Regions from separate parts of the Homo sapiens genome. Here region 2 is linked to region 1. Evidence: chromatin loops called from intact Hi-C (ENCODE). Cell type or tissue: K562. All regions are shown on one strand.

Region 1 (8,000 bases):
ATGGAAAACCGCAAAACACTTGAACAGAAAGAGATGCACAGACATACACTAGAAAAAAATACTATACCTTAATATCCTTACAGATTAAGAAATAAAATAGTTGATAGAATTGTCCTAGTGGAGCATGAGACAATGAAATCATTTCAAGCATGCTGGAGTGAGAAAATTAAGGTCAGAACCTGTATTTCATCCATTTGCATCCTAGAAAATGAGGCTGCCTAAGAAAGCAAGCATGACCAACTCCAATTATTTTTTGCAAGCGGCATGTGCAATTGTGCTATCATTCAATAGAAGTTCAAAGTAGGAAAGTATCTTATTATGGTTGAGAATACACCAAGAAATTTCCAGTGGAAACAACTGGATTGTTAAACTGAATGAAAATATTCAGAAATGAGTGTGTTTACCATAAAGTATCTAAATTCTAGATGCAAAACATCTGAATGTAAGTTATCCATGTAATAAGCAGAAGTGAGTATAAATAATACAATCATTGAGACCGAGAAAGAGGTGGGTTATTTGATAAGAACTGCAGATGACTACTTTCCCCAGGAAAGGTATGCCCTTCAGTAACCACCTACTACCATGTCTACCCTTACTTTTCGGAGGGAATAGCAGACTCTTCATAACTACTAGAGCCCTTTCTTATTTTGTGGGAGGTATGGGATGCCATGACTCCCTTGAAAAATCTGCACTTACCTTTTATGGGAGAAGTCTCATGCTTCACAATGTCTAGAGATTTGGAATTTCTAATTTTTTTTTCATGTTTCACAGTCTTCTTTCCAATCTCTTAATATGGTATTCATTTTACTCTTTAAAATTCCTCCCTTGATTTTACCTGCTATTTGTACAGTACATGTACAAGTTTAAAAATAAGAATAGCCATGCTTATATCGCATGGACTCTGTGCTAGGCACTGTTCTGAATGCTTCACATGTATCTATTCATCTAACCTCACAATGTCTCTAAGAGCCACCTTAATGATTACCATTTCCATCTTAAAAATGAGGAAACTGACTTACAGAGAGGTTAAGCACCTTGCATCACTAATAAGTGGCAGAGCCCTGATTTCGATCCAAGGAGTCTGGTTCCAAAATCTTGCTTAACCACTCATGCTACTGTTCTACCTTAGCAGACTTTCCCTTAGTAGGTTATTTTATTGGTGCCTTTAGTCCTGAATCATTTTATCCCTTCATGTTTGGAAAGTATTCAATTCTTATAACAAACCAGAAATAAATGCCAAAAGCATCTTTGAAATCTTTTGAACTTCTCCTATTTGAGACATTTTTTAGACCTATCATCATGGACTTCACTTTCCCAACAGACTTGGATTTTAACAACTTCAGCACAGTGTTGCTATAACATCAGATACTGGGAAGGCACAATGGGACTCACCCACTTAGATTTCTGTGATGGGGCTTACTTCACACTCTAGACTCCAGAATCTTAAATCTTTTTTTTTGAGGTGGAATTTCGCTCTTCTTGCCCAGGCTAGAGTGCAACGGCACGATCTCCAGAATCTTAATTTTAATGGGCAGTGAGGGTCAATCCAGTCAAATAATTTATTTAACAAATACCTGGAAGGGTTCTTAATCTTAGAACTTTAGGAATACAAAAATTTTTTTTGAGAATCATTGCACTCACATTCTGTATTTAATTACATACAGTTTATTCATATATGACAGTTATCAATTTATTGCCCCTTAGCTCCAAATTTACTCTCCAATATTTGTTCTGTGATAAAGGAAGGAATTATTGTAAGCATCTCCTTTACAGTGAGGATGATGTTCAACATCCTCAGTAGAGGGCACTAGAAGGACATAGGAGGCAAAAGGGGATCTTCTGCTGCTTCCAGTGATTGTAGGGTCAGTTAGTGGTGTGATGATGAAGACAGGGTTGTGCTGTGTCCCAGCCAAAAGCCCAGAATATTTGGCCCCTACACAACCTTGAAGCTCCTGCCTGACCTGGTGATCAATTTCCTGGTCCTTATTGACAGAGACACTAGGAAACACTGCACTCTAGGCCTCTTCTCCTCAGGGTATTTGTTCTTCTTATTACTCCTATGTCTCTAACCACTTTCTGAAGCTCACTTATACTCTCACCATGCCTGGAAGGTTGACTCTGCTTGCCAGCGTGCTGGCCACTGGCTGTATAAAGCGTGAGCCCCAGAGGGTTGTTTCCTGCTTGCTCAGTGACTGCAGAAGATCTGGTCCAGGCAAAGAGGAAACCTCTCTGCTGTCCACTGGGCTGCAATCTTACTTTTTCCAACCCAGACTTGGGGAGAAGTCACACGTTCCAAATTTGGCCTTTCTTTAGTGCTCTCCTCATCCTACGGTAGCATATTTAGCCTTAAAAATATTTTATAGTTACACTTTGACCATAGTTTAATAACTTTGTATATTAAACTTCCCCTGTTTAAATCACTATATGATTTCTGACTCCTGATTGGACCTGAACATCTATATGATAAATATATACAATAAAACAGAGAAGATATTCAATAGATTCTGGTGTCAGACCATTTCCTTTTTACTAGGAGTTTCCAACCCCATAGCTCTTTCTTGATATTCTTCATTTGTTTGTTTCATTCATAGTAGACTTAATTTTTTTGTAGTTAGGTTTACAGAAAAATGAACAGAAAAATGAGCAGAAAATACAGATAATTTCAATAGGACCCTTGCCCTCTCCCTTCAGTTTCCTCTGTTATTAACATCTTTCATTAGTGTGACATATCTGTTAGAATTGATAAGCCAATATTAATGCATTACTGTGAAATAAAGTCTATAGTTTACACCCAGTTGTACATTCTGTGTTTTTTCAAATGTATCTGTCACTGCTGTATCCTACAGAATAGTTTCACTGCCCTAAAAATTTTGTCCCTCCTTCTGACCTCCTGAACCCCTGACAACCACTGATCTTTGTACTATCTTCAGTTTTGCCTTTCCCAGAATGTCATATGGTTATATTGATACGGAATATAGCCTTTTCAGATTGACATCTTTTACTTAGCAATATATGTTTAAGGTTCTTCCATGCATTTTCATGTCTTCACACCTCATTTCTTTTTATTGCTAAATAATTCATCATATCTGGATGTACCACAGTTTATTTTTTTTACTTCCAACTTTTATTTTAGGTTCAGGGGTACATGTGCATGTTTGTTATATAGGTAAATTGCATGTTGTGGGGGTTTGGTATACAGATTATTTCATCACCCATGTAATGAACATAGTACCTGAGTAGTTTTTTGATCCTCTCCCTCCTCCTACCCTCCATCCTCAAGTAGAACCTAGTATCTATTTTTCCCTTCTTTGTGTCCATCTGTGCTCAATGTTTAGCTCCGACTTATAAGACAGAACATGTGATATTTGGTTTTCTGTTCCTGCATTAATTTGCTTAGGATAATGGCTTCCACCTCCATCCATGCTTCCACAAAGGACATGATTTCATTCTTTTTTATGGCTGCATAGTATTCCATGTGCACCGCGGTTTCTTTATCCATTCACCTATTGAAGGACAGCTTGGTTGTTTCCAAGTTTGGGAAATTATGAATAAAACTGCTATAAATATTTATGTGCTTTTTTTGCATAGACAAAAATTTTAAACTTCTTTTGGATAAATACCAAGGAGCATTATTACTGGATCTTGTGGTAAGAATGTTTAGGTTTTAAAGAAATTGCCAAAGTGTCTTACACAGTGACCTGTACCATTTTGCCTGCCTGCCTGCCTTCCTTGCTCCAATTTTCTTTCTTTCTTCTCTGAAGACAACTGTATAATGTGGCACTGCACAATCTCTCTCTAACCAAAGGGTGCAACCCCAGTGTTCTGCTGAAGATGCTCTACCTTCTTTTCTTGTGACATATAGTGACCTCTGCTTGCTGTGACCCTAGAAGGGGCTTTAAAGTTGGTTTGGAAGGAGGATGCTTAGGCCTGCTGTATCACAGGAACATAGATTCTCCTTTTCATTCAGGATTGTGACACTTGCTGTGTAATTCAACTGCAGGATATAGCTTCCCTTCATGAAATCAGCTTCTTAATTGTTGGCAGAATTGGGAACCTTGGAAAATAAAGCCAAAAGGTTATGGAGATATTAAGTGGAAAACAGCTAGACATTTAAAAATATATAGTTCCTGAAGGACACTCCCTGAATGCCTATACATTAGAAGTTCCTGTTGGTTGAGGATGGCTAATAGTCTCCCATAGAAAAGAGCCAATGAGGACTCATCAATATTCCAGAATAAGCTTTGGATTTGGAGGTTTGAGAGAGGAGTGAGTTATGAATATGTAAGGAAAGCTCTTTGCACATGGAACTATTTTATAATTCAGCCTCATGTGTCTCCTAAAGCCTGACAGCTCTCAGTTGACTCTTCTCTGATCTCACAGCTTCCTGCATTCTCCTTCATCCTTCCTCAAAACAATTATGCTCTAGGCATTGAATAGAAAATTCTCTGCTGTTCAACATGCCATAAAATGAGAAGAACTAGGGAGAAGCATTCATTTCTTGCTTATACCACAGAAGAATTAAGATGGAAAAAATGGGCATGAGATTCCATGTTTTTCCTTAGGACAGTATTTCCCTCTGCTGGTGAAAGCCTGTAACTTTTTTATCACCAGTTAATGTAGCTTGAAAAGAAGTAATCAACCAGGATTGTCATTTGAGTCTGTGTTCTGGGGAATCATTTGGTGTTCTCTTGCACATAATGTGTAGTTTTTAGAATCTAACAAAACTGCAGTGGAAATGATGTGTTACCTCTTCTTATTTTTTCACATATTCAATTCTAAAATATCCTTTCCCAAACAATGCTCTGGTGTCTGGGAGAAACTGCATTTATTTCACCAAATGAGCATCTCTCTCTCAGCTTGTGGTTTACTTTCCTCAGAGCCCAATTAATTATAATTTAGAAGGGAACCTCTTTTAATGCTTATCCCTGAAAACTCTCCTCTTTCTCTCCAGAGAATTAATGGTGTAATTGTATTCCATAGAGTTTGGAAATAATAGGTGTCTCACATCAAATTCAGTTGGCATAATAAGATCCTTGTGATTTTTGTAACCTGAAGCTATTCCACAAATTTCTCTCTTCTGAGGAAGGTTAACTCAGACAGTCCTAGAGGAATTGGGCTGTTATAGTGCCTTACCTGGAAGTAGACCACAGGAGATTTCTTAATAGACTCAAAAGAGGATAACTGAGCCCTATAACATGTACACATTTTAACACTAGTGTGATTTTTGCATGGATATTTAGCAAAAAGAAAGAAACAAATGTAAATACAGGGAGAAAAAGGAAATTGGCTTTGGGATTTGACTCACCTCTACATTTTGATGAAGGCAATGGGGTAAATAATTAAAACAATGTATTTATAGATGGCTTTTAGAGTATTACCTGAATGCTGTTGCTACTGCAATGGGCTTAGGTGATGTATTATGAGCATAAATATTTACCTGTATCCTTAACACACTAATAATTATTCCAAGCTTACCTCCTAATTTATTTTGACAGCTTGAATGTCCTCTTTTTGATTCTGTTTTTAACTATGTGTGTTTTTTGAATTGAATATTTACTTTCTCCTAAAACTAATATTATTTTGGGAAGTCTTAAAAACTAATTTTCAAAAAAGGTGAAACTCATGACTGTCAAAGAAATAAAAATGAACAGACGGTAAATATTTTATTCTACTCATTTACCAATGAGGGAACCAGGGAGATGTTACAGCTGGCTCAGAAGAGAATCTGAAGACCAGACACATTTATAAATCAGAAATATTAAAATGAACTTGCAGGTGGGGGCAAAATTGGTTTTTCCACAGGAGGGGAAGGGAAATCAATTGGACTTTTATTGAACAGGATGGAATTTGCATGTCAATAGGCAAGAATTATTTTTGTGTTGTTACCATTTATTTTCAATTTACAGAGTTGCAAACTAGCTTAAAGACAATAAAACAGTTGAATCAGATAATCCTTAAGGTGTCCTTTAAAGTGTAAACTTCCAGTATATTTTTTCTCCTGCAGGAGAAAATAATTTTCTATTTGATCCTCTTTCCTCAATCAGTTTCCTTAGAAAACAGGCAGATGTAAGGCTCTCTCTGCAACTCCTAAGTTTCTAGATTAGATTCTTCTTGTTATTTCTCTCATACATGACACAGTGAAGTTAGATAAGAATTTGGATAGTGCACATGTGAGATGATCCATCGTTAGAAGTCTTCCCCCCGATGAAGTTTTATTTAACTATGTAAAATATCCAATTTTCTTTGTTTCTTAGTTTATATTTATTTTGTTCATTGACTTTTTCTTTCAATTCCATTTAGCAAATATTTTTGAATCACTTATCCAGCGTCAGCTTTAAGAAAATAGAAGTAAGACAAAGCCTCTGTCCTCAAGAAACTTGAATACAACAGATATGAACTTTACTTCATATACTCAGAGATACAAAACATATCAACATGCTTTAGTTTCTTTAAATCAAATATATTCTGAATCTGAGACCCAGCCACCTGTTTAGCAGAAAATTTAATCTCATTCATTACCTGTCTTCCTTGGAATCATATGTAAGTCCCAAGAGTTTTATTGAAAAGCTGATGGGTTTATGAAACTATTAACTCAAGGCTGAGTAGAATAAGAATTAATAACATGGGACTGAATGAACTGGTGAGAGAAGATAATGGTTTTTCTTTGGAATATTGTTAGTTCTTTAATGCTCCATTTTTTGGATATAAGAAACCCCTTTCTTTTTTCTCTTAAACTATCCATAAATTACAATGATTTAGTATATTATACTTTTGTAAACAGAAATGAAACATTTATCTTTTCCCTTTCCTGATCCCTTCAGAATTCCAAAGCTCTTTTTGAATATTCTTATTTTCATGGTAATATAATTATTTACATAAGTTCAATAAGAATCTACCTTTTTTATTTTACCAGGACATAATTGGAAACATTGGTTGTATTAACCAAGGCTTTGACTGGAATGTTATATTTAAGAATAATAGGCATAGAATCAGATATGACCAGACAGATTTAAGGAGTTAAGGTTGACTTTACGGAACCAATGCTTAAAAAGCCCTTCTAGAAAAAATAGCCTGGGAACTAACTTATAGTGTTTGCAGCATTCCATGTGAGTAATGTAGTTTTTATTCAGGCAGGCCTAGGAAACTTAGAGTATTTTGGGGACTTCAAGGAGAGAGGGATTCACCCAAATTGGTAGGTATTGAAGGTAAAATCTGGTGGCAAAGTCTTGGCTTGGTTTCCTAGTCTTGAGAGGATTTTAGAAGTCTAATCTGAGATTCCTTATGAAAAGTTTCAGCAAAGCAAACTTAAAAAGGTCTTTGTGGTCAATTATAGTCTTGCTGCACCTAGGTAAACAATCATGCCAGATCTAATGAGACCAGACTTATTCTGAAGACAAGAATAACCTTACTTTAGTTATCTTTAATCAAAATGAGGGTGATTGTAGTGAGAAATTTTGTATTTTCATGGAAAGCTATAGCATACTTTTCTGAGTGTTCATTGTTTTAGAGCTATTTTTCGCCTCCTGGTAACTCCATTTTACTTTCTACTTTATTATCTATCTGTAAACTAGACTGGAACCTCCTCAACTTTTCTAGTTTCCTCTGAAATCTGGCTACATATCTCCAAATGAACATTTCCAATTTTTCTCCCACACTCCTGACTTTGCATTACTGAGAACTAAAACCTGATTGCCCATGTTCTTCTTGGGACTATCTAAAGAAGCCCTGTATTTGAAGCTAGATGTTTCCATGCTCTGTTCTGAGAAATAACCAAAACTGCAGCACTAATGCATGTATCATCACCAAAGACATTCAAACTGCAAGCCAGGAAATCTGTCAGCTCTCCACTGCCATCCTCACTCCACCATCTAAAAATGCTTTTAACCCAACATAAACTCTTGTCAGCTGGTTATACTCTGGACTCAGAAACTGGGTTTTCAGCTTGCTTCAACCATTAATTTTTGTCTTACTTTGTTTTCCTAGAAACTCTCCTCCTTCAA
Region 2 (8,000 bases), 950 kb before region 1:
ACGCAACCAATACTGTGATCACAGTTTCTTCTTCATGTGTCTTTTAAAAAACAAACAGCATGTCAGGGGAAATGCATTAGGGGAAAAAGAAAGACATTGTCTTCAATGCTGCACTTTGTTTTAGCAGATTAAATTGACTCACAGCACTTACAGGCAAATATCTACCTGGATCTTCAGCAATTTGAGGAAAACAAAGCAGATTTTTAAAATTTTCAGTTTACATCCTTTGGTCCCTTTTTCCGGGGAAGGTTTTTAGTGTGATGCTCAATCCATACTCAGTAAACCCTCAGCGGCAGTCCTAAGCAAACAAAGAAGTGAGGTTAAGCATTAATCCTCTTAATCCAATGCAATATCATTTAAATATACTTAGTGACTCAGCAAAATAATATGCTTATTGAGAAAAAAAGATGATTAATTTAATCTTAATTACACGTTTGAAGACCTTTTCCATTATCTTATGGCTCCTTTTAATCCAGAAAGAATCTTTTCCTCCCCAAATGCCATACAGACTGCCTTAGCATGAATACAAAATAAAATTATTTTTTTTAAGGTAAATAATCATATTTTAAGATGATGGTTTATTTCATTGATAACAAAAGTGGTTTAATTTAAGGTTTATTTAATAGCAAGCAACCCAGTTAATAAAAATGAACTTAATCCTGGTCAGTGTGCAAAGCACACACTGTCACTGTTAAATTATAGCCACACACTCTCCTAAAGGTGCTTTGCATACTTAGAGAAAATATTTAAGAAAATATTTCTACTTCACATATGCAAAGCACCAATAAATGGTCATGTCATTGAAATTAATCTTCTTCAACTGGAATAGCACAAGGTGAGCAACACAGCAACGGTTGACCTTTTTACTAGGACTTAGGAAGAAAGCCATTTTCTTCCCAGAAATATAGTGTTGTGAGAGAAATTCTTAAATTTCCTCAAATTGATTTGTGTCCTTGACACCTTCTATTTTGTGTAATTGCTTAATCATACTTATTTCTTTTGGTTTGGGTTATGGCTTCTTTTAGCCCATGCATTAAAACCTTCTCCTATGTTTCTTAAGCATGTCTTTTCTCTTTAAAATATATTTTAATATAAAAGATTACAAATATACAGAATGATGTAATAAATCCTTGCTTCTCTTCTTAGGCTCGATTTAGTGTTTATAATCATATGCAGTTATACTATTATTGTATATGTATGTATCTATAAATAATGTACAAACTTCTGCATGTTTTAAAACTTTATATAAGTGGTGTCATATTCTACTTTTACTACTAAAAGCTACTTTTTCTTTCAACTTAATGCTTAGGGATTTATTATGTTGATAAATGTGCCTCTAGTTAATTCATTTTAACTGCTATATGGCACTTCAGTATGGATGCATAACATTGCATTTATTCGTATTTTTGTTGATGGGCATTGTTTCTTATTTTTCTATTATAAACAATCCTGCAATAAATTCTTATAAATATTTTCTTGTACACATGTGTAAGTGTTTCTTTAGGATAAATACCTAAAAGTAAAATGGCTAGGACAAATAATTTTCACACCTTCAAATTTACTAAGCACAATCATATTGCTCATCAAAGTGCTTGTACCAATTTACTTCCCCACTAGCAGTGAATGAGAGTTCTTATTTCTTAAAATATTTTTTAACATTGGTATTATCAGACTTTTAAATGTTAAGTAATTCAATCAGTATTGTAATTTTAATTTCTGTAATGTTTAGAAACGTTGAAGCATTTTCTTCAGGTATTTCGGAGCCAGTAAGCCTTCTTTGAAGAGCCAATGGAAGAAATGTAGGAAAAGTTGCCCATCTTAAGCTACTGTCACTTTGGTTGTTGGAAGACCGCACTGTGGTCAAAGTTTGTTTCAGTACATTCCACCTCAGTGCTCTTACGAGATCCAGGGCACCAACCCCTCGGCCCTAGCACTATCTATTACCTCGTCCCCTCTTCACTTAGTAAGCAACATCTACACTAACATTTCCCAAAGTATTTCTTGGCTACACTGAAGGCATTTTGTGAAAAATTGTTATGTACTAAATGAGTTTGGGAAACATTATACATTTTATTACTCTGTTAGGGGTCACACTCTTACCCCAGGGCCTTTGCACTGGTTGTCACCCTTGCCTGACATATTGTTCATCTGGATATCTATATGGCTAACTCCCTTAACAAATTCAAATGTATGCTAAAATGTCATCTATTGAATGAAGTATACCCTGACCACTCTTTTTAAAAATACCGTATTCTTTCTTTCCTCCTACAACCTGTGTTACCAATCTACCTTTCATCCTGCTTAGCATGTTTTATATAATTTACATTATGTTTATTGTTCATAATCTGTCTTATCCGGCTAGAATGTAAGCTCTGCAAGGAAGTGATCTTTGTTTTGTTCCCTGAGGCATCCCAAACACTTATAATTATCTTTGAAGTATAGTTGGTATTAGTAAATATTTCTTAAATAATGAATGAATATTAACACGTTCAAGGCTTCAGTTGAAAAAAAAAAAGCCTGCTTTGTTCTGCTGAATTCTGTGTCTCTCAAACTTATTTGATCTCAGATCCCATTTTAAAACAAAACAAGACAAAACAAAACAAAACAAAACAAAAGAAAACCACGATACTTACATTCTCCCAAAATAGTACTCCTCCATGACAGCCAGTTCTCATTCATAGGTAAATCAGTGAGATTCTCATTTATAGGCAAATTGGTGCTTTGCACATTCTCCTTACCAAAATTCTGTGTCCTATCATCTTGAGACAACCTTTGATGACTGCTAAACTTTTACGTTCGCAAAGAAATATTGGTAGCTGATAAAGAATAAGCAAGATTGAAGAGGAGACTTCACGAAGTGGTCTTTGATCTGAAGGAATGAAGCACTGGAATAGAAGATGTCCTCTTTACAGGACTCAGTGGAGCTATTTGGGGCACTTATTTTTCGGAAATATCTGTCAAGTCATATGCCTCCTCACTGTCACTTAAATTATGTTAGGATGCCCTGGTGTCTCCTTCTGCATCGCAGGGATGAATCATGATGAGAATCTGTCTGACCTCTTTACTGAATAATCTTTGCTAGACTATCTATATCGCTATAAACATTAAGGAAGAAATAAAAGCAGTTTGTTTTTTGATGATGAATTTTAAGTGGGAAATGGTCTGCATAAAAATAAAAATAAGGCAATGGCTTACACTAGAGAGAGTTGACTTACAGAAAGTCTAAGGGTTTTAGTTCAATTACAAGAAGGCATCTGCCTCTGTTGATGCTGAGTTAGCTCCTTAACCTTATTCCTTTAGAGCTTCCCTTTGCAAGCTCAGTAAGCTTCTTAAGAAAAAAAAAAAAAGCAGAAAAGCACATCTGTCAGAACTAGAAAGTGGTAACTACCAGGAAACAAAATGAATCACAGGGTCACTGGAGAATTTCGTAGTAGTTTAAGCTCTCCCTTGCATAAATTGTCTCCTGTTTACTCTTCTTCCACTCTGATGATGTCAGTCAGCCAGTTTTTATTTCTTTGGCAGCGACATAAAGAGAAAATTTGGAAAGGATGGCTGTGTCGCCAATCTTGGGGTATGTAGCCATTATTTTGCCTATAAAGAGAAAACAAAAGAAAAGCTAAGGTCTTATTTAGACTGGATCTGACAACAGCAACAACAACAAATTCCAAGCTTCTATAAATTTCCCACTGTGTCTGCAGGATGTCATCTAGGCAAAATATCTTGATTTGCAAATTGTAGAGTCATAAAATCTTAATAGGGAAAGACTTTTGGAAATCATTTAGACTACATTTAATGTCTCTCCTGCTCTCTTTTATGCAGAGGAAGCTAGGACTAGAGAGGTTAAGTGATCAACTAATTTAGTTTTCATATTTACAGTCATGTGCTGCACAACGACGTTTTGGTCAGTGATGGACCACATATATGACTGCAGTTCTCCAATAAGCTAAGGTTAATTTATTATTGAAGAAAGAAAAATATTTTGTATAAATTTAGTATAGCCTAAGTGTACAGTTGACAGTAGTGTACAGTCATGTCTTGGGCTTTCACACTCAGTCACCCAGAACAACTCACTAACTCACCCAGAACAACTTTCAGTCCTGTTAACTCCATTCATGGTAAGTGCCCTATACAATTCATCTTTTATACTGCATTTTAACTGAACCTTTTCTATTTTGTCTATGTTTATACATGTTTAGATACACAAATACGTACCATTGTGTTACAATTGCCTATAGTATTTGGTATAATAACGTGCTGTATAGGTTTGTGGCCTAGGAGTAATATCATATAGCATAGGTGTGCAGTAGGCTAGACCATAGAGTTTTGTGTAAGTATACTCTACAATGTTTGCACAATGAGGAAATCACCTAACAACGCATTTCTCTGAGTTTGTCCCCGTCATCAAATTGCGCGTAACTGTTTTGCTTTGATGCATTGGAAATATAACTGGCCATGCCTAGAGCAGCCAGTAGGGGGCATTTGCTATCCTTCCAAAAAACCCTGCTCTCACTCAGAAATCCTGTTTCCTCTCCAGTTCCCAGAATTACCAGATAACCAGTAGATCATCGTTTTTTCATACCCAGTAGACCATCGTCCCCCCCACGACCCTTGTTTCAGTCTCTTATCACATCCTTCCTGGCATACAGAATCAGCTGTGATACGAGTGAGGACACCTGAAGAATCTTGCTCTGTTTTACAGGCAAGAGGATGACACTAAAGCAAAGCAGTCTTCATCATCGTGTAATAGCGCAAGACCACCACTAGATGGAAGCATAGGATACACATTCTCATCCAAATTACTATTGTCTCGAATTTGCCTCCTTAGGAAAACTTTCTTATGTAGTATTGGTAAATGCAAATTATTCAGCACTTGTAGTGAATAATTTTCACTTACCAATACTGGCAGAATGAACTGAAAAGATTAATGATATAATACCAAATGATTCAGATAAAAAACCCACACACCCCGTTATTGAGGAAAATGCAATTATTTACCTCGAATAATTGACTAATGAGGTTTATTGGTTTCTCTGATTGAACACTAATTTATTTTTAAGATTTCACTTTTTACCTACACCTAAGAACAGCATTTTGTTTGTGGGAACGGTAAGAGACAGAGGTGAACATTGTAGAAAAATAAGCTTTCTATTAGAATGAAGTACCTGTTATGAGTAAAGTTTCTAAAGGGCACTAAATAAAACACTAGGGCACATGGCTCTGGGACTGGATATGGTACTTACTGCATGATTTTTAAAAAGTTTCTTAAACTTCCTGGACTTCAATTTCCTCTTCTGTATTCATTAAGCACATGTATGTAGGTGACTTTTGAGACCCCTGAGGAAGCAATAAAACACAGTGGTTAAGAAGAGACAATAGCGATAATCTTTATTGGGATATTTGGTGTCAGTTTTTGTGGGTACAAACATCTATTCTTCCATTTACTACTTGTCTGAACATTGAAAATGACCTAAGATTTTTTGTTGAGTCAGTTACTTTATATATAGTTAAGAGGAATAATACTAGGACCTATCTTTTAAGGTTAAAGTCAGAATTTATGAGACTGTATGTTTAGCACAATGTTTGATACATTGAAGATACCATAATTGACAAAATTAATATCAGCTATCAATCTCATGCATCTTTATTAATGTAGTATGATCTTCCAATGTTATGAATTTCATTAAGATTACCAATAAGGTCCCTGTTTTCCAGGATTGAGATTTTGAGTCATCTTTAATTACTCCCTTTCAAAATCTTTCTTCGTTTTTTGCTTCAGAGCTACTTTTGCATTTTCCTGCCCTTTGTATTTCCATTGCCACCTGACCTTTTTGTCTCTAATATTAATATATCTCCCTGGGCTCCAGTGCTGCCACTGCTATGCATGCACCTACTTTCTGGGCCCTGGTACCATTGAGAAATATGCCCATATTTCTCAGAGAAGACTCCATCTGTGGGAGAAATGGAGAACAGAAGGGCCCAAGAAACTATTGCTGCTGCCATGGACACCCACAAATTTTGCCATCAAGTGCCCCCATAGTATTTGCTGACACTGACCTCAGCTGATGCAGCTGTTAGAATTTCATACCAATGCACCACCTTAGAGTAGAAGCTGCTGCACCCCATCTGACCAGCACCCTTGTACCCATCTGTGGTGAAGATCTTTCCCAACTGAAGCCTATCTGTAAGGTCTGGAAGAGGTAACTCCTTGTTCAAATACACACACATCAAAGCAAGGCTACAAAGAACTGGAAAAATCAAGAAAACATGATAACACTAAAGGAATACAAAAAAATCCACTAATGAATCCCTAAGAAATGAAGATCTACAAATTTCCTGACAAAGAATTAAAAATAATTGTTTTAAACAAGCTCAGCAAGCTACAAAATAACAGATTGGTAACTTAGTGGAATCAGGAAAATAATATATGAAAAAAATGAGAAGTTGAACAAAGAGATGAAAATCATTAAAAAGAACCAAAGAGCAGTTCTGGAGCTAAAGAATACAATGAGTGGAATGAAAAATGCAAAAGAGGGTTTCAACAGCACACAGTTAAGCGGAAGAATCTGCAAATTCAAAGAGAGATCATTTAAAATTATCCAGTCAGAGAAGAAAAGAAAAAAATAATGAAAAAGGGTGAAGAAAGCCTATGGGATTTATGGAATACCATCAAGTAAACCAATAAATGCATTATGGAATTTTAAGGAAAACAGACAGAAAAAGGGAGCAGAAAGCTAATTTAAATAATAATGACTAAAACCTTCCTAATTTGGGGAAGATTTGGAAATTGTGAATCCAGATTCAAGAATCTCAAATGTTTCCAAATAGGTTCAACTTAAAAGAGAACATACTGAGATACATTGTAATAAAATTGTCAAAAGTTAAGGACAAAGAGACTTTTAAGGGAAGCAACTCATCCTATGTAAAGAAAACCCTGTGATACCACTAGTGGATTTCTCAGCAGAAACCTTGCAGGCCTGGAGAGAGTGAGATGACATATTTGTAGTACTGAAAGAAAAAAAAACATACTGGTTAGCAAAAATACCATTCCCAGAAAAATTATTCTATAAAAATGAAGGAAAGATAAAATCTTTCCTTGAGAAAAAAAATGAGAGAATTTATCACCATTAGACCTGCCATATAAGAAATACTAATGAGTATTCTTAATTAAAATGAAAACACATATATACAACCAATGAAGACTAAATCTGAAAATTATAAAGAACTGATGAATGGAATTAAAGAAGAAACAGATAAATGAAAAGACATCCTTTGACCTTGGATGGGAAGAATTTATATTGTGAAAATGCACATATTTTCCAAAGAATTCTACAGATTCAGTGCAATCCCTATCAAAATCTCAGTGGCATTCTTTACAGAAATAGAAAAGCATTTTAAAATTCATATGAATCTACCAAAGACCCCAAAGCTATCCTGAGCAAGAACAAAGCTGGAGGCATCACACTTCCTGATTTCAAAATATACTACAAAGCTATAGTAATTAAGACAGTATATTACTGACATAAAACAGACATATATACCAATGGAACAGAACATAGAGCTAGAAACAGATCCATATGATTAACTGATCTTCCACAGGGTGACACAAACACATAATGGGGAAAGAACGGTCTGTTCAATGAGTAGTATTAGAAAAACTGGATATCCACCAACAGAATGAAATTAGACCTTTATCACACATCTTACACAAAATAAACTCAAAATGGATTACATATTTAAACATAAGACCCCAAATCATAAAGCTCTTAGAAGAAAACATAGGGGAAAATCTTGACATTGGTCTTGGCAAAGATTTTTGTATATGACCCCAAAGGCAAAGGCAATGAAAGCAAAAATGGACAAGTGGGATTGCATCAAACTAAAAACCTCTGTACAGTGAAGAAAACAATCAACAGAGTAAAAAGGCAACCTACTGAATGGGAGGAAATATTTTCAAACCATACATATGATAAAGTTGGAGGTTAATGTCCAAAATATGTAGG

The links. A loop is a pair of places that touch in the nucleus more often than their neighbours do. Peaks named below come from ENCODE experiments on the same cell type or tissue, not always from the same donor. Only the 100,000 strongest peaks of a DNase experiment are listed, where the experiment ranks them.
Region 2: it touches region 1 in a loop (4-fold over the local background); 2 of 110 quality-filtered maps call a loop at or near these places.

The regions. Positions count from the first base shown.
Region 1 is chr3:98,989,787-98,997,786 of GRCh38, forward strand. LINC00973 (long intergenic non-protein coding RNA 973) reads left to right here. Exons shown (of 3, transcript NR_186665.1): 3 at 7,984-8,000. Among named protein-coding and RNA genes, the nearest start is that of LINC00973, 79 kb to the left of the region's middle. In K562, CTCF peaks have their summits at 1,795 (motif pointing right) and 4,587 (motif pointing left); no DNase peak of the experiment used is centred here.
Region 2 is chr3:98,035,025-98,043,024 of GRCh38, forward strand. It overlaps GABRR3 (gamma-aminobutyric acid type A receptor subunit rho3), which reads right to left and starts at 291. Exons shown (of 10, transcript NM_001105580.3): 1 at 166-291. RefSeq lists an enhancer at 4,321-4,615. In K562, CTCF peaks have their summits at 4,471 (motif pointing right) and 4,765 (motif pointing right); no DNase peak of the experiment used is centred here.